3 separate regions of the Mus musculus genome follow, and all the other regions are linked to region 1. A link is a loop called in an ENCODE intact Hi-C map of the cell type or tissue named here. Cell type or tissue: left cerebral cortex. All regions are shown on one strand.

The links. Hi-C counts contacts between places; a loop is a spot of excess contacts. Peaks named below come from ENCODE experiments on the same cell type or tissue, not always from the same donor. Only the 100,000 strongest peaks of a DNase experiment are listed, where the experiment ranks them.
Region 2: it touches region 1 in a loop (4-fold over the local background); 19 of 42 quality-filtered maps call a loop at or near these places.
Region 3: a loop joins it to region 1, with 2.6 times the contacts of the local background. A loop is called at or near these places in 6 of 42 quality-filtered maps.

What each region holds. Positions count from the first base shown.
Region 1 is chr13:47,663,629-47,671,628 of GRCm38, forward strand. It overlaps 4930471G24Rik (RIKEN cDNA 4930471G24 gene), which reads left to right and starts at 3,922. Exons shown (of 2, transcript NR_153835.1): 1 at 3,922-4,360; 2 at 4,512-4,765. In left cerebral cortex, a CTCF peak has its summit at 3,888 (motif pointing right); DNase peaks (open chromatin) are centred at 3,526 and 3,892; H3K4me3 peaks cover 296 bases.
Region 2 is chr13:48,459,977-48,467,976 of GRCm38, forward strand. It overlaps Gm40941 (a long non-coding RNA gene), which reads right to left. Exons shown (of 2, transcript XR_873371.1): 2 at 5,834-6,511. Among named protein-coding and RNA genes, the nearest start is that of Gm40941, 14 kb to the right of the region's middle. In left cerebral cortex, a CTCF peak has its summit at 4,435 (motif pointing left); DNase peaks (open chromatin) are centred at 4,426 and 6,027.
Region 3 is chr13:47,345,926-47,353,925 of GRCm38, forward strand. No RefSeq gene overlaps it. Among named protein-coding and RNA genes, the nearest start is that of Gm35733, 89 kb to the right of the region's middle. In left cerebral cortex, a CTCF peak has its summit at 3,034 (motif pointing right); a DNase peak (open chromatin) is centred at 3,033.

The sequences.
Region 1 (8,000 bases):
CCTATACACAAGTCCAGTGTGAGGAGCCTGGAAATGCTGAAACAGATGCTGCAGGTGTCAACAGCTTTCTTATCTCGGTTCCTGGATTTTACATCCTCCTAGAAGACTCTGTACTGCAGACGAGGGTTATTGGTACAGATGGTAAACTGCCGGAATGCCCAGAAGGTTCAAGCTCATCTGTGTTTCGGAAGAAGGGGAGGTTCGACTGTTGTCGGACTCACAGGTGTTTGGAAGCTTCCAAATTACCTTCAGGTTTTTCTGTTTTACCTTGCTTTAACAGATGTCTCGGGCTATATGTTGGATGCATCCGCTCCTTATGGTGTCCAAGTGTTTAAAATAGGAAAGAGCGTCCCAAGAGCAAAGGGGCGGTACTGAGATCTTGGCTCGGCATCCCACTCAGTCATTACAAATTGAAGCTCTGAGCTGCTCCTGTCTCTGGGCGGCTGCCACTTTATTTTCTCCTTTGGTCACTGGCTCTTCACTTTCTTGTTTTGCAGAGTTCTTAGAGTATAATCATTTTGGCACAGACATTTCATTATTCCGGACCTCTCTTCCTTGTTCCTGTTAATAGTTTCTCGTAGCCCTTGGCCACAACAGGTGCAGCTAGGCGGGGACCACACACTTCCAGGTGTTCCATTTGAATGGATTCTGTCAAACAACACCAAAATAACAGCCTTTCTGTGAGAGGAGACTGAAATAGACATGTATTGGCTTACTTTCCCAAAGCAAGAAACTTTGTTTCTCAACAAGAACAAAAGCAGAATAAAAATAAATTAGACGAGTGGATAGTGGGACGTCCTCCTTGCCTAACTTATACCCAGGGAATCGTTCAACCTGCAGTGTTCTCTCATGCGGCTCATCTCATACTGCTTTGAATAGAGAGTGGTAATTTCTGAGAATAGCATTTCCTGAAATGTATTCTGTGGGAATATTTTCATAGGTCAGATTTGGGGGAAAGTCCTGCATTGACAAAGAGGTTGACTGGTCCCCTGATGTGTGATGGTAAATACCTTCTTTAAAAAACTCTTAGAGCATCTTAGAGACATTTAAATAATAGGTTAATTTGTAATTTAAAATCTTGATCTGTAACATTTAGGATTTACAAACATTTATTTAAGTGACAGTCAAGTGTCCCTTGGAATATGCCTTAAAAAATGTTTACTAAGACAAAATATTAAGGCCCAGGAGGCCCATATATAGTAGTAGCTTGCCCCTGGGAAGACAAACACCTAATTAATGATGTTTTTAGAATCTAGGGTGAAAGGAAGTAACTTTAGAGGGCTTTGTGGATGGTACAGAACGTTAGAGTTGCTTCCCTAATGTCTGTCACTTCCTTATGCTATCGAGGTCCTGTTATTTGAAAAGATCATCTCCATTGTTCCCATGTGTTCTAGACTGAGCTGTGTCACCCAAAAGTCATACAATAAAGCCTGACCTCTTCCCAGTGTGACTACATTGGAGATACAAAGCCAATTACTGATAAACAATGTCATGAGGATGGAGACCCAACCCAGCAGTGCCGGTGTCCCTAGGAGACGAACCTGAGACACTAGAGACAACCACGTTCAGAGCAGCGAAGATCATGAGAGGACACAATGAGGTGGCAACCACCTTTACCCCAGGGAAATCAAAAGGCCTCAGGGAAATCCAGAGCTATGCAAAATTAATTTCTGTAGATGAAGCCTTGCAGTCTGTGATAGTCTGTTATTGTAGGTTTAGTAAAGCAACGCACATGCATGAGCTGCTGTGCTAAATTGGGAGTAATTGATGCTGTGACCCCACCAGTATTGTCTCTGAGAGCTACTTGTCTCATGGTTTTTTCCCTGGACATAACGGGGACTCCAGTGACACTATCCACAGTGGATTTGTTTTCCAGCAGAGAAGCCTGTTGCTTTAGTTCTCATGCATGTGGCCAAAGAAGCATGTAGCTGCATCGCTGTGGGCCAGTGCCCTGCAAAACTGCCGGAGGAATAAAAATGCAAAAGAAATGTGTTTGGAATGGGGTTGGGGATTTAGCTCAGTGGTACAGCGCTTGCCTAGCAAGCTCAAGGCGTTGAGTTCGGTCCTCAGCTCCCGAAGAGAGAAAAAAAATCAACAACAACAACAACAACAACAACAACAAAAAACAAAAAAAACAAGAAAAAACCCAATGTGTTTGTAGCTCCAATCAGTTCATGCCCGGAGGCTGAACTTCTCAATCATTCAAGCTAATACGTCTCCTGAATTGTTCGTGCCGTGTTGTTTTGATTCCTTTATTAGTGGTGCAAACTGATGTAAGGGTCTGCAAGGGGCCCACAGCCAACTAAACTCTGACCCCCAACGAAGGCTCCCAGGCAGCTGTTGGTACACAGGCTATCGTGTCTTCAAGTTGTCACTTCCAAGTTCCTCAGGAGGAAATTCGGTTGGTGCTTCAATGTAGGTCTTTATAGATAGGTAAATAAGAAATTTATAATTGCGTACGCGGCATAGAAAGCTGAATGTCAAATACTCAGCTTTGTCTCAGATCAGCCTGGCTCTCAGAATCCTTTTTTCCTTCTATGGCTCCAGGTTAGAGTTGACCCAAAGCAGCATTTGCACCGTTCGGAAAGTAGAACCAAGACACCGTAAACACAGGTGAGTTCAGTCATGATTAGATGCTACCAGAGAGAGGCAGACAGAGAGGAGACAGGCTGTTTCACCTTCTCAGTCCTTGCCGTGTGTCTACCTCTTTCTTGGGCACCCTGTGTTCTTGCTAACCTGCGCTAACTCAGCTTGCTAACCTGCGCTAACTCAGCTTGATCACCAGAGGCAGAGGCAAGATTCTCCTGCTGACTGCACCAGCTCGTCCTGACACTCACCTCAGGCTGGGTGCGCCTGACCTCATTCCCCCGAGTTCTCCTGCAAGCTCCCACTTGTTCATTTGTGCCCCTCCCCGAGGGCTGATGGGGACAGACTTGTCTGGGCCCCTAGCCCTTCCTCAGCCTCTCACTCCCCAACTTCTTGGGTGTGGCCCTGCTTCTATAAATAATATAGGCTGCACTCTATTCTTAGTGGCCTAGCTGTCCTGAAGGACCTCTGACACACAAATGCATTCTGAAACAGCAAATGGAACAGGAAAGAGAAAGTATGAGAGGGAAAGAGTGATGCTATAAATAACACACACAGGGAGTTCACACCTAGCAAGAGGCTTGGCAACACAGAGCTGAGGGGGTTAGGGAGACAATTCTAAAATCCATCCTAAAGTATATGAAGACCATTCAAAGAATAATCAGTATTATGAAAGATTTGGCTCCAGCAACACTTATAACTACACACATCTTAAAATGCTACCTAAACATAATAATCACAGAAAATGCTGTGTGAGTTTTCTTTAGAGCCTTCGCTTATAAGTTGCGTTTTCTAAAACCTTATGGTATCTTGCTGAGGGAAAAAAAGAAAACCAAGGCCGAGCTCTTTCAAAGGAAAAGGAGCTCGGTAGGTATGAAGCTGCAGGAACCAAATGCACATTGCTCTGCTGACTGCTGGAGCTCAGCCATTTACTTTCCTGAACACAGGGCTCCCCTCCAGCTCTGCCTTGCCTTTGCAAGAGCTGCTATGGAAAATAAATACCAGGAGTGTAAGCAAAGCAAGGGAAGGAGGTGGCCCCCAAGAAGCAGAGAGATGATGATGATGATGATGATGATGATGATGATAAAAGAAGCTCCCCCGCTGGGACTAATAGAGTCCCTCTTCTCCTTGGTTTTAGACGGGATCTGCACTCAGCTATGCCCTCCAGAGAGATGAAATCCTCTAACCAAACAATGCGCTGACAGGGGACCCTCTGCTCCTGTGTTTTTCTGCCCTGGCTCCAAGGAGTTGGTTTCCTGGCAACCTGCCATGGTGCCGTCATTGCTCCGAAGCATCAATTGGCCTCTAGGGGGAGCCCATCGGCCGTCAACCTCTGAGGATCTCCTCCTCCGGGCTGGCAGGCTGGTCCTTGCAGAGCTCAGGTTGGGCAGCAGCCAGAATAAGGTTATGGCAAGGCATAGGTATTTGATAAATTGGTGTTTTGTGCCTCCTGCACTGTGGGCAACTTCCTGACGGACAACTGCTGACTTTCTAGACTTTGAAGCTAAAAGATATGTAGGAGACAGAGGTCTCGTGGTTTTGGCTAATAAAAGTCTTCCCTAGCTAACTGATCACAGATCAGTAAGCGTCCGGCTTTGCTGTGAAAATGTCTCCCTCACTTCTGGTTTGTCTCACCAATAACTGATTAGTCATTAGTTGAACTGTCTAATGACTTAAAACAATCTAACAACGCAAGATGTTCTCCATTGTGCATACCTATATTCTGCCTCTAAAGACTTCCTGAAGAAAGAAGTCATGCAAACCAGAAAGCAAGGTGAGCAGGCATTTTCATTTTAACGAGAAAGCCTGGCTGTGACCTGCGCACATGCAGGGCTGCCCGCCGAAAGAGGAATTTGTTCTTCTGTGGGTACTACGTCCTGGCACTCCATTCCCCAGATATCTGTTTTTTTCAACCCTCTCTCTAGGTGTGTACACCTTGCAACTTAAATTGGGTCAGAGAGCAGACCCCAAGGGTGGAAGGAAGAAAACATCTGCCTTTCTCACAGGAGAACTCCAGCCGCAGTGACTGGTACCAGGCCAGGCCAATTGTCAAGGTCAGCGCTGGGAAGAAGCTGTTTACTTTGGTCTTCTCCCTGGCTTCTTGGTTTGGTTCTTAAGCATTCATTTCCTATTTTGAAGTTGAGATGATGGGTTGAGGTAAATAAACTGAAAAGCCACAGTCAAAAGTCTACTATGGAATTTTTTTTAAGCATTTAGTTCTACCAGAAGTAGAGGAAGGGACTAGCTATACCAGGGAAATTCTGCAATGGTTTCTTAAATGGTAACTCTGCTTATATGTTTATTTCCCCCATTATTCTATACAGCTTCAAGCTAGGACAGAACAGGTTGTCTATGCTGTCTTCTTGTTTCAGAATCCTATTGTACACAGTGGTATATTGCTTCCATGGAGTGAAAGTCTAACCTCCCACCTCTGAGAAGTGTATATACCAGGCTGCTTGCCTTCAGTTTGAAATTGAAGGGTACAGGCATTCACATTTTCTCGAAAATAAAGTCTCTTAAATGCTTGCTTTTCCCATTCCTTTTATGATCACTTGCACGTGGGAACGGAAGAAATTTATCTCAGTTATGTTGCCATCAGGAACTCAGAGGATCTTCCAGTTCTTTGAAAACCAGCCAAGGACTACATGTATTCGAAAGTGACTGCAAATATTACAAACAGCAAGAGGGAGGTAACAAAGATGGCGGATTTCTGTAATGGTGTCCATATCCATCACTGTTCTAAAATGTAGTGAATGTAGCCCATGAGGTGCCCAGCTCTGATAATATAACTACAACACAACTCCTGCACGTAAGGCTCAGGGAACATCACAGAAGAGGGTGTGGAAAGATTGTAAGAGCCAGAGGCCTAGGATACTGCGGCAAGATAGTGTCTTCTATATGCAATAGGAAAACTGCACCCATGAAATCATTGTCTAAGCATGTCCTGCATAATAGCAGCACCAACTGGTATACCAGTGTGAATGGAGGGAATCCTACAGGGTTCCTATCCCTAGCTGAAGTGCTATAGGCAATTAAAGACTTCCTATAGAGGAAGAATAGGTCTTCTCCAGCAGTAATTCAGCTGATAGGTTATAAGCCCTAAGCACATATATGTAAGAGCAATGCTAAAAGGACTTAGCAGTATGTATGTGTGTGTGTATGTATGCGTGTGTGTACATTTTTACTTGTATGCATATATATATGTATACACACACATACATGTAAGATAATGTAACAATAACAAAGAAGAGGTAATGAATTTGAGAGGGAGTCAGGGGGCTTGATATGAATTAGAAGGGGGAAAAGGGATGTGGGGATGTGAGGTTGAGGCACACCCCTCTATAAACAGTGCCTCTAGTCTTTGCCTGGTGATAGGGAAGAAGTGCCTATTAGTTGTGTACTTTTAAAAGTGAGGACAACCTGATACCTTTGATACTTTCCTTGTATCCTCATGAAAGAAATGGAGGCATATCAGAAAGAATAAATATCACTATAGAAAACAGGAAGGGATAAGGGGAGAAGAAAGTATAAAATTGAAAAGATAAACCAGATATTACTTAACATCACAGTATGGCTGGTGTGTACATAAGGCACGGGGTGGCCATTACCCAACCATCAGGGTGTCCTTCTCCCTTTTATGCAGATGACAGAGAAAGAGAGAGAGAGAGAGAGAGAGAGAGAGAGAGAGAGAGAGAGACCCCTTGCCTTTTGAAACTAGGGTTAATATTGGATAATTAATTTATGGAGAGCAGCCCCTTAGCGACAATCCTCGGCAGGATCTTTTGCCTCCACATTCTGTGTGGTGAAGTACAGATCCTTTCCCAATGCAGCAGATCTGTGGAGGGCCACAGCATGATTGGCATTCTAAAGGCGGGTCTCAAATGATGCTTCTGCCACACTGGGCAACAAAAGGATGTCTGGGAGATGTGGTGTCATTATTTGATGTTGAAAGAAGCTTTTCATAACCCTTTCTGTCATTCCTGTTATTCTACATGGGGAGACTTTAAAATCAATAATAAATTGCTGTTGGCTCCTTGTCATCCCTCATTCACCCCGATGATGAAGAATGTAGGCTCTACAGGGAAATGATATTCTTTGTCTTTTATTCATTACTTACTGAGACTCTAGTCTCTGGGACAAATGTGCAGACTTGAATAAGCCAATAAGTGAAGAAGTATTTTTTTTAATATTTTGATTAAGTGGTAAGGTACAAGGAGGAATAATATTGAACAATTATTTGTAGGTCCTGATGGGATTATAAATGAATGGTTAGAAGAGTTTATACTTCATAATAGAAACTTAGCTTTCTTGTTGCTGTGTTGTGTCAAGATGGGATTCAATTGGGGTGAAGTTTGTTGATATATGACTCATATCCCCTTGTCTGTCATCAATTTTTCTTTTCCTTTAGAGAGTGCTAAGTTTAAGGTTTGTAGCATCATTGAAAGAAAGAGTAGAGCTGTATTCTATATCTCTGTTTACACACAGGCACACCCTCCTATCAATGTTCTCTAGCAGCATGCTACATTTTATGAATGAGGTGCACACATTAACACATTGTTACTATATGTCCCTTATACTTTATATTTGGGTTAATTCTTGGGGTTGTATAGTCTATACATTTTGACTAATATAGCTATCATCATTGTTTTTTACAGAGTTGTTTCATTGTTCCCAGATTTCTTTTTTGTTCTGTCTATGAATTTTCTCCTTTTCCTAAACCCCAGCAAGTGGCTTATTTTATTGTCTTTGGTTTTTCTTTTTCTAATAAGATGGAGTAATGAATCTGCAGTGTGACCTTTTCAGTTTTGCTTCTGTCAATTAGGGCATTTAAGTTCCCTCCGGGTCTTTTCGGGGGTTAGTAGCCCATTTCCTTCAGCACTGAATAACATTCCATTGTTCAGATGTATCATAATTATTTACCTAGTGATCTATTTAAAGACGTCTTGGTGGCTTCTGTGCTTTAGCAATTATTAAGGAGGCTGTTATAAGTGTCCATGTGTAGATTTTCATATAGACAAAAGTTTTCTTTTTTTTTGTACAAGTACCACAGGATGAAATTGTTGTATCATAGAATAAGTTCTATGGGAAACCACTACCTTGCCATGTGGAATGGCAATCTCATTTCACATTGCCACCAAGAGTGAACAACAGTCTCATTTCTCCATACCCTTGCTGGCATCTGAGGTCCATTGTTTTTGGTTTAGGCCAATCTAATAGTGTAGCAGCAGCAGCATCTTATCACCATCTTTATTTGTATCCCTCTATGACCTATGATTCAGAGCCTCTTCCCACACTTTGTTTGCTATTTGTGGATCTCCTCTGTTTGGATGCCGGTCTTGGGAGCATGTTTTTGATGGTACCCTTTGCAGAGCAGAACATCTTAGAATGAGCCAGGTCCTGATTACTCATTGTGC
Region 2 (8,000 bases), 800 kb after region 1:
GACAAGATATCTCAGCCTCTCTGCCTCTGTGATTCAACTTCAGGCAATAGTTATGGGAGGCAGAAGCAACAATTAACAAATTCATTAATTCAATTACAACACACAGTCACTCCTCCATAAATGTTTGTTGTTGCTGATGATGATAATTAAAATCTCTTTTATAGATGGGCTGTGACAGGTAACTATGCTACACTAAGTCCTTGTGGCTCGACAAGAACTACAGTGTGTATAAATATTGACTAAGGCTGAGCATCACACATACCAATGAAACTCAAGTTTATAATCTCCTACTCTCTAGTAGTAAATGAGAAACTGGGGCCTCTGTTTGAACAAGCAACTACTGGTATTGAAGGTAGACATATAGACATGGCCCTAAATCTCTACATACTACAGCCATTTTCCCATATTTTACAGGCAAATTTGCAAAAGACTTCTAATATTTTTTCACCATTAAGTAACTCTTGGGATTTTTAGTGGTAAGGGTCTTTTTGGTGTTGGGTCCCCACAGAGTACCAAGAGGAAGCCATTGTCACAAGAGCTTCTAGAAGGCTCCATGAGAAATGCCTGTGTGCCTTCTTACCAATTTCTTAAATGATTCTGGGCAGGGGTTCACACACCTTGGAGAAAAAAAACAAAACAAAAAGGAGAACTCTATTGGATAGAGAAGACAAAAGAGCCAACAAACGGAAGTAGAAATCTACAAACACAAAACCATTCACATACTCTAAAACACAACTTCGTACTTGTAAAGAAGTCATTTCAGTGATACCCAGTAGATTCCCCTTATAGATGAAGTTTATCAGGTTTTCCTTTGGGAGCCATCCCATTCAGATAGGACATCGCGCTTGCTTTAAAGTGGAATGACAAAGAAGACAGAGGGAGATGCTGAGACTTGGTTGCTCTTTCCAGACAGGGCATTATGGGAAAAGATGAGAAAAGTTTAAAAAGCCAGTTCTACTGTCAGGATCCTTAACCTTACAAAGGGAAGAGAACTTCAGAAATTTCTAGCAAGGTACAGGGTGCCTTCATCAGAGACGGAAGGTCTGTGAGATCGGAAACCCTTCATCAGTGGAGAAGACCCTGGTGAGTCTTCTGACATCTCGTCTTCAGTGGCATGACAATCAAGGGCTTTAGTGCAGGAATGGGAACAGGGACCAGGAAAGGCTGGATTAGAACAAGAAATCTCTCAGGCAGAAGCTTTATGGAAAAAAAAAAAAAAAGACCCAAACAATCGGTAGATTCCAACACACCAATCCTGCAAAGACAGAGGGGGCCCAAGATTTCTCCAGGATCGCCAGGCTGGGAAGCAGGAAGCCATTCTGCTTAAAAGACAATGTGGGCCCAGATAGGTTTCAGCTCCAGTAGTTCATGTGGGAGAGAAACAGAGCCAGGGAGAAGAGACCTGAAACACCCAAAGAGACTTTTAACTAAATTATACACCAGACCGAAGCGATGGAATGTCAATAACAGGTGGTGTCCCCTGCATTACGCATCCATCCCATGCTCGACTCTGCCAACAATAGACTGGGACAAGCTAACAGATAATGTCCCATGAGCAAATATGCCACTCAAGTCCAGAAGTTTCAGGTAGACTCTAAACCAGATGCACACAGACATGGAAGTTTCTAGGCCTTGCAAGAAACTGATATTACTGATTTCCAGAAGATAAAACTTTACTCCTGCCATTTTTTGTTTTGTATTCTACCATGCTGTGTGTTTTGTTTAACATCTAGTGGATTTGCTGTAGCTAACTGTCAGGACCCTTCTGTCATTTCCTCTTTCCCATCCATCCCCCACTCCGGCGTGTGTCAGAGGAGTTTGCCTGTCCCAGTCAGGGCAGAGATGGGAATGAGATGTCTGCTGTGTGAGACAAGGCCAAGAGATGAGGCAAGACTCAGAGTGGAGAGAAGGCCATAGGAGAGGGAGGTGGGAAAATAATCTCAGAGACAGAAGCCCAGCAGAGGCAGCCATGCTGTGGCTACAGAAACGAGAAATAAAGACACCTGTATCTGGCAGGCAGGACAGCAAATAGAATACTGAACAGGGTAGAGACGCCACTTCCTGGTCTCCACCCATGGAGAAGTATGGGTGGCTGTGAATTTGAATACCAGAAAGGTAAAGACCTGAACTACACATCATACACAAAGCCTGTGGTGTGTGTGTGTCTGTGTCTGTGTCTGTATGTGTGTGTATGTCTGTGTGTGTGTGTTTCTGTGTCTGTGTGTCTGTGTGTGTTCACCTGTGTGTGCACCTGTGTGTGTATCTGTGTGTGAGTCTGTGTCTCTGTGCCTCTGTCCCTGTGTGTGTATGTATGTCTGTGTGTGTGCCTGTTTGTGTATGTCTGTGTAAACATGTGCACGTATTTCAGGTGGAAAAATTTGAGAATACCTTGAGATATATCTTGGCTCCTGGACATGGACACATTTTCACGCCTTCCAGCATGAAAGACAAGGTTACAAAATGAGACAAAACATATTCACTCCATCTCAACCTTGCATGGTGACACATGCCAGCGACCCTCAGGCTGAGGCAAACTCGTTTGTCTGAGGCCATTCTGAGTTACATATCAAGACCAAGTCTCAAAGAATGACCTTATTCTTTAGTTTTGCCTTAGAGCAAATACTTAGCTATAGCTAAGTCATATTTAATCCAAACTTTTAGAATATTTTTATCCTTAATTGACACATAGTAACTGTTCAAATTTTTGCCTATGATGAGACATTTTAACCCATGTATTCAGTGTGTAGGGGTCAGATTGGGGTAAGTGACATGTCTGTCAATTCAGACATTATTTTTAAACCTTTGCCTAAAACCAAGATATAAGACACATTCATATCTGTATACATTAACATATACATATAATAGAAGATAATTTTGACAGACATTCTTGTCAGAAATAAGCCATGGCTAAAGTAATTGCAATCGTCTTTTTATCTTATGTGTATGAATGGTGTACCTACGTGTATGTGTGTGTGTATGTGTACCATATGTGTGCTTGATGCCCGCAAAGGCCAGAAGATTCAGGTTCATGGAACTGCTGCTATACACCATTGTGAGTCACCCTGTAGGTGCTGAGAGTTGGACTGGGGCCCTCTACAAGAACAGGTGTTCATCCTCGCTGAGCCATCTCTCCAGCTTCATAATAGCTGCTTTAAATCTTACTCACATGTGTGTGCACACTCATGTGTTTTCAATGACCACACTCTCCACAAATTAAATAGTTGGAAATTGGGATGGTGGTAAGGTGGGGTGGAAACAAACACACCAACAATTTTGGGCTCCTGGGACAGTGCTCCCCAAACTTATCACTAAGAACTAGATCATAGGTAGGTTTCTAAAGTTCATAACCACCTGATCCAATGTTTTATTTTCACTACCTCGGTCCAAACAAGGCTCTTCACCCCACCCCACCCCCACTTCTTGCTTCTGAATGTCTACACCATGAGCAAACACTGAGGAACAAGACACCTGGGGCTAAGGAGATGGCAGAGTCGGTGAAAGGCCTGCAACAAAGCACTAGGAACCTGGGTTCAGATCTCCATCCCCTTTGTAAAAAAGCCAGGCTGGGCAGATCTTCCTGGGCTTGCTGGCCGGCTTGTGTTGCTGAACCCGCAAGCTCCAGGTTCACTGTGAGACCGTCCCACGTTGTATAAGCTGGGGCTGGTTGTAGTGATATTCGCCAGTAACCAGTAAGGATTCACAGAAAGAGACAGGAGGATCCACCTGAGCTTTGCATTTAAGGCCAGGCATGGTGGTACACAACTTTTATCCAGCGCTCTGAGTTCGAGGTCAGCATGGTCTACAGAGTAGAGTGAGTTCCAGGACAGCCAGTGCTGCACAGAGAAACCCTGTCTCAAAGAATGAGTGAGTACTCTCAAAAAGTGAATGAATGGAATGATAAGATGGGTGAATGAGGAAGACACACAGAGACACACAGAAATACACACACACAGAAGCACACACACACAGAAACACACACACACAGAAACACACACGCACGTGCGCATTTGGAGCAAGAAAGCCATCAAATACAGAAATACGATCATTGCAAAGCAGCATGTTCCTGTGTTCGTGGTGAGCATCAACTGCTCAGGCTATAACTTCACCCAGCCCCCTTCTCCAAGAAGAATTAGATAATCTGGGGGATAGGATGATTTAAGGAGACTGACAGGTTAAAATTGTGTCTTCATAATAAACATGTTCACTTCATTTGTCCACTCTCATGTCCGACTGAAAACTTTTAACAATTTGGTGGGGGGAGGGCATAACTGTGTATTAATTGTTTGAATACTAGGGTAGTGCCATGGCTGTGGGGACCCACGCTTTCTAATGCTGTACCTTTGAAAGGAGAACAAAACACAATGTCCTCAGATAAATTGTGGTTTTCCTCTAGCGTCTCTGGAAAATTCTTAAGGAAACAGTGCCATCTCCTGGCCAGGAGTGGGATGAACAGCCACCAGGATCTTGTTTCCCAGCTTGTGTGTAGCCTCACTTATGTGGGCAATAAAAGGGCTTTGCCTCTTCTCTTTCCTACCACTCTATCCCACACGACATTGATATTCTTTTTAAATGAATTGAGTCACTATAACAAAAAAGACACAATTCTTATGCAAAATTGATCCGAAAGCCCATTTCAACAATAAAATTCTCCAAGGGAAGAAAGCCACTGTGAACAGGTTTACTCAGCTTTTTAAAAATCTCACACACTTTGTAATTTTTACAGGACCTGATTTAAAAAAAAAAAAAAAAAAAAAACTTGGCAGAAGCCAACTTGTTTCTTTCCCTTTATAGTTTCACTGCTGCTGCTGCTGTCAATCTCAGTGTATAAATAAGTTCAAGTTGGCCTAGTAATCTTGCATTTTTTCAGTGTATTTTAATATTATAAAAAGCCACCCGCACTTTACAATTTTTTAGTGTTTTGAGAAGGGTTTTGCTGTGAAGGCCAAGGTTGCCTTGAAGTGATGATTCTTCTGTCTCTGCCTCCCGACTGGTGACAACCACCGTACCTGGTTTAAAATGTAAGACTTAACAAGGAGATGCCTGAAGAGGCAGGAGGGATACAGCCCAGTGTTGGGGAAGCCCTGAAAGAGAGAGAGGGAGAGAGGGGGAGGTCTACGTTCTTCCTGATTGTAAAATGCTGGTGTCCTGCTGCCTCTGCAGTGAGCCCCACTTCCTATTGGTCAGTTACCCCCATAATTTTTCTCTAAGTAAATCAGGCAAGTAAACCAGACATTAATAGAACAAATAGAGCAAAGAGAGAGCCAGAAGCGATGGTGTCAGTTCACACCCTGCCCTCACGACAAAATGCCGCGTCTCTTTAAGTCTTGTGTTTGTGAGTTCAGGGTGAAAAAACTCTGCAAGCCTGCAAAAAAATACTGCACTGTTGGATGGGAACGCGACGGAAAACCTGCATGGCTTGCTCTGCTCAGCCCTGTCTCCCTGTGAGAGTCTCTGCACTGGTCCAGGGCCCCTCTTCCTGTAGGCTCACAGGGTTTCAGGTACAGTTTCTCTGAGAATCATTTTCACTGTGAGGATGGGATTAGCTGTGATTGACAGTCCTGTTCACTGTTCGTCTACACTCACTCTGGGGAGAAACTTTACAGAGAATCCCTATCTTGCAACAAATCCCCAAAGCTGTTCATAGATCTATCGTTTGTTCCCCAGTACTTGGGATGAGCTGTCCTGGTCTCCCAGTCTAAACTGGTCAGCCACTAACATCTGTGCTTAGAATATTGCCAGGCGGTTTCCTCCCCTTGTATCCAAGCGTGCTGGGCTGTGGGAGGGCGCAAGTCAGGGATGTCTTTGCAAATGAGGTAAACACAGGAGAAGGAAGGAAGCTCAATTTCTTTAATCAACTGGCACTTTTTTTTTTTAGTCCTCCCCCAGGCAGTTGCTTAGACAGCTACAAGTACCTACTTCAATGCCAGTGTGTCACATTTTGTGTCACCAAAGATCCCCCAAAGAGGTAGCATGACAGATGGGGTAGAGGCAGGTGAGGACGCTGGAGCTGCCTCCCATCCTGCAAAGCTCTGCCTGCCTGCCTGTCTGCCAGCGGCTAACTTTCTACTTTCTGCCGGGATCTGCAAGGCTAACAGATGAGCATCTTTCCAGTAGCCACAGCCACAGCATCGCATCAAGGAGGGCTTCAGAGAAAAATACAAAGAAAATGAAGAAAGAGAAACAAGGAGAGGGCTATTGTCTCTTAGAACTCTTGTGTGAAGAAGCTAGGGAGCCCCTCACACCAAAGAAAACATCTTTGGTACCAGTGATTATCTAGATCTGCAAATGCTAAATTGATTCACTGTCCCGCAGACACCCAGGGGCTGAATATCAAGGAACAAATGCATTAATCATGGCAGCGCCTGGGTGCCAAGCACATAAAGGCTGCTGCTCCCAGCGGCGTTGATCACAGGAACCTTTCCGCAGACCACATGCTCTCCCAAGTAGCTCTCTGAAGTGCCATTTCTGACCGTGCCCACGCACAGGAGGATGCGGTAGCATCTGACATTCCCTGAAACACGAATTGAGAAACAAACAAACGTATTTACAGTTAGCCCTTGTATAAAAGGGGGGAGGTAGAGAATCTTTGGGCCAGAGTCATTATAGATGAAACAAACTCGTGGACACTGAAGCACACACACACACAAACACACACACACACACACACACACACACACACACACACACACACACACACACACAAAAGCTTTCAGGGAGAAACAGAAAATAATGTTTTGCAATTACAGCCCACAGCTGCTGTGGTTCTAATGCGCACTTGCTACACAGGTGCGGCCATTATAACAATGAATAGCGCGCATTAAAGGTACCATCCATAGGGGTAATAATACCAGGGTTGAAAAGGTATTTTCATTTGCAGCCTGATGTTAGGCAGAAAATAAAATAAGGCATTTCACAGCCAGCCTGATGGCTCAGCTGCCACATGGGAGGCCAAGCCTGAGATGAATATAGGACTCTCATGTGTGGCTCTCACAGTGGGAACCTGGCCATGGCTCCCACTAGAAAGGCTACCAAATCTCTTCCTATTCTTTAAAATGGTGAATAAATAAAAACCCTTCTGATCACGAATTAGGGAAACCGAGGCTCTTAGTAGCTCACAAAATTAGTAGGATCAGTCTGCCCGACACTTAGTAGAAAAAAAAAATTTAATGGGGGGAGGGGAATCCAAGAGTTGGGGGAATCTGGGTCTTGCCCTCGTGACTTTTTCCATGTGGAGGCCCAAAAATGTTCTGGCCACTGCCAGCTGGGAAGCGTGAGGCTCCAGATTCCACAGGCCTAGATGTTCTCTCAGCCCTTCCGAAAGCCTGGCAGGAGGACGAGGACAGAACCTCATCTCATTTATCTACTCCAACTTTTGAGATCAATAAACTCTTCACTCTTGGTGGAGAAAGAATGAAAGAGAGAGAGAGAGAGAGAATGGAAAGAAAGAAAGAAAGAAAGAAAGAAAGAAAGAAAGAAAGAAAGAAAGAAAGAAAGAAAGAAAGAGAGAAATCACCTTCAGACAATCCACTCATGCAGAGTGTCTCAGCAGGAGAAGCTGGGCAGGAAGCCTTGAACCAGCTTCATGCTCTGAAGGCAGAGGAGGGGCTGTAAATGTGCTCAGCTCTGTGAGCCTGAAACCCTCAGCGCCCCCCACCCGCACCTTCTGCAAAGTGAGGCCAATTCCATTGGCCGCAGAGCGATTTCGGAGAGGCTCACCTAGGCACTAACATAGCAAGGTCACAAATTATTACGGGAGTTTCCGCTTCTCCATCGTAACTTTTCTGGAATGGGTTCCTATATGCTGTTCAAAGATCCTGAGCCAGAGAACAGAAAGGGGTACTAGAAAAGAAGAACACAAAGTATAGCTGGCCTTCAGGACTTGCAGGTTCCACAGCTGAGAATTCAATCACAGTGGAAAACACCAGCAAAAAAAAATGTGCATCTGTGATGAACCGGTGTAGACATATTCTCTTGACACTATCACCTAAACAATCCAGAGC
Region 3 (8,000 bases), 320 kb before region 1:
TCATTCATTCCCCAATGCTTTTATAGACGAAGGAAACAGTTCAACAGCCTCAGAGTTAAATTTAATTGTGCTTTCTATAACTCCCAAGCAGAATTCTGCTTTCCTTTTTGGGAAATAAAGGCTCTTTATGGTGCAAAGCCTTCCTATTGATGAATTAAGCTTCAGAAGTAAATTTAGATATAAAGAGACAAACTCGGTTCAGAAAAGCCACCCACTGCACACAATGAAGTTATTTATAATGAGGGATTTCAGGAATCGAAACAGACCCTCTCTCAAGGATACCAAGGCAGAAATCAGGGCAGATACTGAAGGCTAGAAACGTGGTTGGATGATGAAAAAGACTACGGGAGAGAAATCAATGAAAAAGTAGAGTGTGGGGCATTTAACAGTCTTAGAGGAATCTTGTCACAAGTCATCTGAATGTGTTGTAGAACTCTCGAGAGTCTTTGACTAAAGGGAAGTTGTATCCGTTGGTCAATAGGGACATTCAGCCATGTTAGCTGTATTGGGAGCTTACTGTGTTGAATAAATACATGACTATTTAGAATACTGCTTCACTCTGGTAGACTCTTGTCTTCAGTCTCATCTTCTGGCTGGGGCATGCCGGGGTTGAAAATGCATTCACAACCTATTTTTTTATGTGGGCTCTGGGGATCTGAACTCAGGTCCTCAGACTTGTGCTCCTTTTAAAAAATTAAATAAAATAAATAATTAATTAATTCACTTTACAACTCAATATCAGCCCTTCCTCTCCTCCCGGTACCCTATCACATAAGTCCTTCCTCCATTCCCCTTAGAAGGGGAAGCGCCCCTCTGGGTGTCTCCCCACCCTCCTACCTCCCCCATCCCACACATCAAATTGCTGCGAGACTAGGCATATCCTCTCCCAGTGAGGCTAGACAAGGCTGTCCATTTAGGGGTGTGGGATTAACAGGCAGGCAGGTAGGCAACAGGCTCAGGGAGAACCCCTGCTCCCTGTTGTTTGGGGGACCCGCATAAAGACCAAGCTGCTCATCTGCTACATATGTGCAGGGGGTCAACCTATGCTCGCTTTCTGGTTGATGATTCAGTCTCTTGGAGCCCTCAAGGGTCCAGGTTGGTTGACTGTGAGTCTTTTTGTGGAGTTCCTGTCTTAAGGCAAGTTCTTTACCCGTAGACGCATCTCCCAGCCCTCAGGCTAGTTATCATCAGAGGTCGTTTCATACCACTGTGGGCTACTTCTAAATTCTTTAAAAAAAGAATTATTTACTTACTTTATGTATATGAGTATACTGTAGCTGTCTTCAGACACACCCCAGAAGAGGGTATCAGATCTCATTAGAAATGGTTGTGAGCCACCATGTGGTTGCTGGGATTTGAACTCGGGACTTCTGGAAGAGCAGCCAGTGCTCTTAACTGCTGAGCCACCTTTCCAGCCCACACTCCTAAGTTCTTTAAAAATTGTTGCTCCATTGTCATTAGTTCTCAAGTGGGGGGAAATGTCAAGAGTCTTCTCAATATCCAAACCAGTTCACAATGAAGGCGTGTACCACTCACAGCCACTGAGTTATCATTATCAAGACAAGAAAAACTCAAAGTTTTAACCATCATAGCAAAAGGAAAGGACTGCCCAGCTGCTAAGAGCATTTGCTGCACAAGACAACCTGGGTTTAGTGCCCAGCATTTGTCACTTTGCAACTCCAGTTCCAGGGAATCAATGCCTCCTCTGGCATCTGTGGGTGCACACATGTGTCATGTATACATACATACATACATACATACATACATACATACACACACAATATACATAAAGAATTTTTTTAAAAAGAAGAGCTATTTGCTGTCTGACATGTGGCCTGCACATAAAACACATCTGACTTGTCTGACTTTCAGGAAGTCACGGGAGTCTCAGATAACGCCTATACCTAAAGTCAGTAATTGACAAATTTTTATAAATGGTCACGAAACTTTGTGCTCATATGACTGACGGCGCTGTGTCTCCAGGACAATAAAACCTGACCCGGGGAATGAAAAGATAACCTGCACATGTGTTTTGTTGCCATGACAGCAAGCAAAACAAACAAACTGATTGCTTAGTGTTTCCATTGGCTACGTGGGTGACTGTGTAGGCATGCCCATTCACTTTGATTTCAAGCACACAGCACTATAAGATGTACTGTGGGCTGTGCACACCTACTGTGATGATCTTGGGCCAGTTACTGCTAGTCATGAGACTTAATCCTGCTCTCTAAAATAAGAGTTCACCTTTCTTACTCCCTGCCCCAGAATGGCTACGTAACCCAAAGGTGTCTGGAATTCTTCTTGTAGCCCAGACTGACCTGGAACTCAGGACCTTTTGCCTCAGACCCCCCAACCCCAAGCACTGTGATTAGAAGAATCTTCCATTCTACCCAGATGACTTTCTTAATTCCTAAACTAAACTAAAAAAAAAAAAATTCAGAGTGTGGTTCATGGGACAGTTATAGATATGATTGTTAAATGGCTTTGGTACTAACTTGTGAATTTCTTTTAAAGACAGTCGTTTAACGTCTGGAGGATAGCAAAGTGAAGAGCATTGCTCAATGTTGATTTGTCAAAAGATTACAGTTTAGCCCTCGAAATAAATGTTTCCCAAAATAACAGCATTTGGGAAACTTTGAACCCCGTCTCAGTCATCGCCCGAGAACTAAGAGGCCTTTCATAGTCCGAGGGCAGAATCCAGAGGGCCGACAGGAACAAGAAGCCTTCAGTCCCCCTCACTCCGCCTGGGGACCTGCCACACTATTATTAGCAAGGCATACAAAATAGATTTGGTAAACACTGGAGACGCCCTGCCAAGGAGCAGCTCAGAGACATATGGTCTTTTTTAAGTGCCACGATCACTGCAAACAAGCGAGATGTCCTAATGAAGAGGGAGCTCTTGTCAGACATCTTGTTCTAAAATTCAGCATTGAGCTTCTGAAACAGACAGGCAGAACTTCAGAGGTTGGGCAAGACACCAGTGCTTCTTCCAAGGGAGACGAAGGTTGAACTAGAGGGCTGCCATCTCTCCTTCTGACACCAGAGGGAGCGCAACTACGCGGAATCAGCTAGGAGCTGGCTTCTGGGGCCCGATCAGGCTCTCAGGTCTCCCACCAAGATGCACCTTCTATAGCTTTTTGAGATAGTGGAAATGTAGAGAAGGAACCCCACCTTTCTTGTTCCGTAGGGTTAGGACATGCGCATTATTGCTTCATTGTCACAGACTTCTGTAAGTAGAGTGCACATTTAGCTGAATGACGAAATGGGGAGTGGGTGGGTGATAGATCTCCATCCTTCCAATTTGCCTTGCCTCATGTGGGCACTTGGGCTTCTCACTACACAGCTCCCTGTTTGTGTTTAGTCATTAAATCTTTTAATGATTTTACTGGATAGAGTTTGGACTAGTCCGGGATTCTGGGGAAAAAAAAAAAATCTTCCCACCCCAAACACCTTTTCTGTGTTGCCTTAACAGAACGTTAACGTTTTCCAGGTAAGGAACATGACCTTGTGCTACACAGTTCCTGCTTTAAGCCCTGTCCCCAGCAGATACTCAGCTGAGAGTCCATGTTTGACAGGAGTGGCTGATGAATGGCTTTCTTGTCTTGGCAGGGCACCCACGAAGAATGGGACACAGTTTTGATGCTCAAAGTGTCTAACCATATTTCCTCAACATATTGTCTTATATGTGTAAATATACATATATATATATATTCCTGAATACACAAATACAACATGCTCAATCTGTATGCTGTTACTTGCATGTAGGATTTCTGGGCTGACCATTGGTATTGGATAACCAGTTGGTGTGCTCTTCCTTGGGGAGCCTATTTCTCAGCTCCCAGCATCCCTCGGTTGTCTGTGGCTCTTTTTCTTGAATTGCAAGCTACTGAGGCGGAGACCTTCTGGGATTTCCTCCTTCCACATATGCATGTCCACTGGTGTCATCCGTGTTCCGCTCAAGTTTAGGCTCCTGTATGTATGTTTGAACATAGTGGAAATCAGAATAGTGGTGGTTCAACAAAATACTCTAAAATAAGCATTATTCTGTTCTTTCTCATTGTAAGCACCTCCCCCATATATACATATAGACACCCCTCTTGGGAAAAGGGGGTGGTTCCTAAGGGAATAACTTTACCAAAGGATTAGACAATGTTGTTTTTTTTTTTAAGAAAATAGCACTCCATATTTATTTAGTTTTTTTATTTGACAGTTTCATGATGCTTCTGACAAACTTTACTTATTTCACCCTTTATTCCCCACTCTCCTCCTCCTTCCCTAACTGAACCCTTCCAACAAGTTCCCCTCCTCCTTTGAATCTCGTGTGTGTGTGTGTGTGTGTGTGTGTGTGTGTGTGTGTGTGTGTGTGCTACTGGGCTTAATTAGGGATGTTTGTACTAGCATAGTCCATCTCTATCTATCTATCTATCTATCTATCTATCTATCTATCTATCCACACACCCACCGATCTATCTATCTATCTATCCATCTATCTATCATCTATCTATCTATCTATCTATCTATCTATCTATCTATCATCTATCTATCTATCATCTATCTATCCATTCATATATCTATCTATCTATCTATCTATCTATCTATCTATCTATAGACATTTTCACTCACTAAACCTGGAGCTCACTGGTTAAGTGTCTTAGAACACTGGTCTGAGTGTCAAGCATTTAATCACTGAGCTCCCCGCAAAGCCCCTAAAACCATCCTTGCTTTAAGGAAAGGAAAAATCTGACATCAAGGTGTTGGGAACAGGATTCAGGTCTCCTAGCCTAAGTCCATTCTGTTCCATGCTGCAGTGGGAGCAAGAGCAATTGCTGATCTTAAAAATAGCTCTTTCTCCTAAATTCTAAAGCCAAACTAAGTAAGTACCCTGATTCTGGAAAGCATTTCTAAATCAGAAAAGGAACAGGATACACAGAAAGGAAGACTTTGACACAGACGAGAACTCTAATAGGAGACAGAGCTCCCTTGAATACATGGTTTTTATTTCACTTTTGACTGAGTGACAGGGAGAATTGTGGATGGGCAGGACATAAGAATAGGATTAAAGGTGCTGGATCTAATACGATACTTCTTCTTTAATGTGAAGAAGGTGTGTTTCAGTTAGTTTTTTTTTTGTCAGCTAAACACCAGCTAGAGTTAACTGGGAAGAAGAAACTCAGTTGAGAAAATGCTCCCCTCAGATTGTCTGTAGCAAGACCATGGTGCGTTTTCTTGATTAATGAATGATGAGAGAGAGGGCCAAGCTGACTGGGAGCAGTATCAACCACTGGACCAGATGGTCCTGGGAGCCATAAAAAAAGCAGGCTGAGCAAGCCAGTAAGTATCATTCCTTCACGGTCCAGCTTTAATCTCTGCCTCCAGATTCCAGCATTGAGTTCCCGGTCTAACTTCTCTTCCTGGTGACTATACAGTGGAGGATAAAATGAACCCTATTCTTCCCAAGTTGTTCATGGCCATTCCTGTTTCACAGCGACAGAAATCAAACTAGAATAGTGTGAAAACTTCAAAGCCCACCACAACCATCTTTTTCTTAGTAACAGATTTGTGTCTCTGTTTGGTGAGACGACACATTTAATTCCTCCAGTGCTGGTTCCAATGAGCTCTTTATGAGTCTAAAGGGATTATCAACACTGCATTTGAAAGATGGAGTCACAGTAATTTCTAGCAAGATGTTGAAAGCTTTGGGCTCATTGGTGTATGTGAAAATGATCATGTATTAATTTAATATGGGTAGCAGAAGCAATCTGGGATTAGAGGGGACAAAGGGACAAGGGAGAGAGGAGATGGGGAATTGTATGCTGCATCTTGAACTCATTCATGGGATCATGATGGCCTGAGCTACTACCACCCATGTCATTTTGTCTCTATGCCAAAGTGACCTCAAAAAGGGTAAGTTCCAGTTAGGATCTATTGAGCAAGAGTGGGGCACTCGACACGACTGAACAAGGTTGGAACTTTTGGGATCAGTGCATTGATCAGCCTCTACCTAGGCAACAAGATACCTAGGCAAAGGATCTCATCGGGAGACAGGGTATTGATGGTGTGATATTGGTGGTAGCAGTGAAGGTTCTTCTGTGTTTGATACTGAGAACAGAGACACTTACCCACGAAGGGCTTCCAGGAAAGGAAGCTGTGGTGGGGCAGGTACTAGTTTACTGTATTATCAACCAGAGACTGAATGTGACGTCATGGCGGGACTACTCCCATCTACTCAGGGTTTGAAACCATCTTCCAGCCAGAGATGGCTGGAGCAAGGGTCACTGTTGGTCTCATCAGTTGGTTACTGATGTCCAGTGTGGAGGATGGATGCCAAGGCCTTTGGCATGCTGGATCATGACCAACATTGACCTGCCTCTGAGATTCTTCAGCCCATAATTTTGTTATTTGAAAATGTTCTAGGTTATCAAGGCTTGAAATGAATGATTCTTCTATAGCAAATGAAGCTACCAGGCCAATATTCTTCCAATGTCTTCTTATATGGTATATCATGCCTTTTGCATCTTCTAATATGCTGTCTGCTCCCTTAAGTCTTTGAAGATCCGTATGTTCTATTACCAGAGGCTGAGACAGACTTCTTCTTGTGCTATACAAGTCTGGGCTATTTCACCAGCCACCTGCTCCTCTGGACAGTTCTTATGGGTGACTCCACTTTGGCGGATTGGCTGATTAGTTACAGTGATGTGGTCACCAGCCACAGCTCTTTTGGGGCTTGATAATGCCCTAGCATTCATTCATCTTTGGCTATGTCAGTTTGTCATACACCAAACTCCCTCAGCTGAGGGACAGGAGGATTCGAGGTGTCCTGTGACCAGTGTGTTCTGGTCTTTGGCTCCTGGGCACTCTTTAGCAAGGGCCAGCTGGTACTTCCTTTCCTTAGTTAGGGGGGCGCAGCACAGCCTGCAGGCAGACAGCAATTAAAATGGCCATTCCTTCAGTTCACCACAATCAAACTGTTTCTTTGTGGCTTGTTCTTGGTACCACTGCCTTTCCAGAGACTCCTTGGCTGTATTTACCCAGGATTAAAGTGATGCCTTAGGCATTTTGGGAGAAGCTGGACAGCCTTTGAGAATTCTCTGACTCCACCCTCCACAGAGCTTCACTTCCATCAAAAGTGCCTCTTTCTTTCTGGAGGGGAAAGTCCCGGAACTGGGTGGGATGCCCCAGGGAGCCAGAAAACCAGGGTTCAGGACAACTTTCTTATAATGTCCTAATTTTGAGTCACAGGGGGAGAAATGGGACTTAAAACAATGCCCTTTCTTTCTTTCTTTCTTTCTTTCTTTCTTTCTTTCTTTCTTTCTTTCTTTCTTTCTTTCTTTCTTTCTTTCTTCCTTCCTTCCTTCCTTCCTTCCTTCCTTCCTCTCTCTCTCTCTCTCTCTCTCTTTCTTTCTTTCTTTCTTATGTTCTTTCTAATGTTCTTTCTTTCTGTTCTAATGTTGAAACATTAGACCATTGAGACCTTAATGTCTCCATCGGCAGCAAGAAACTGGAGGTTATAGATGGATGGCAGACCAGGATTTGGAAAGTAGTTGAGTGACTTATAAGTGCGGGTTGTGGCGGCACTCACCTTTAATCCCAGCACTCGGGAGGCAGAGGTAGGCAGATTTCTGAGTTCGAGGCCAGCCTGGTCTACAAAGTGAGTTCCAGGACAGCCAGGGCTATACAGAGAAACCCTGTCTCAAAAAAAAAAAACAAAAAAAAACAAAAAAAAACAAAAGCCAAAAACCCAAAAACAAAAACAAACAAACAAAAAAACCCACCCCCCCCCCCAAAAAAAAACCAAACCAACAAACCAAAAACCAAAACCAAACAAACAAAAAAGTTCCAGCCTTTAAACACACTGGAATGTTATAATGGAGCAAGTTTAAGTGAGACGAGAGAGACATGTGTGTGGGAGACAGACCTGAGCAGCCAGGAGGACCAGTGTGCTCAGGTCTTGACTTCCTCCTGGTTTCCCTTAGGGAGACTGGAGCTGTGCCTCTCTCCTG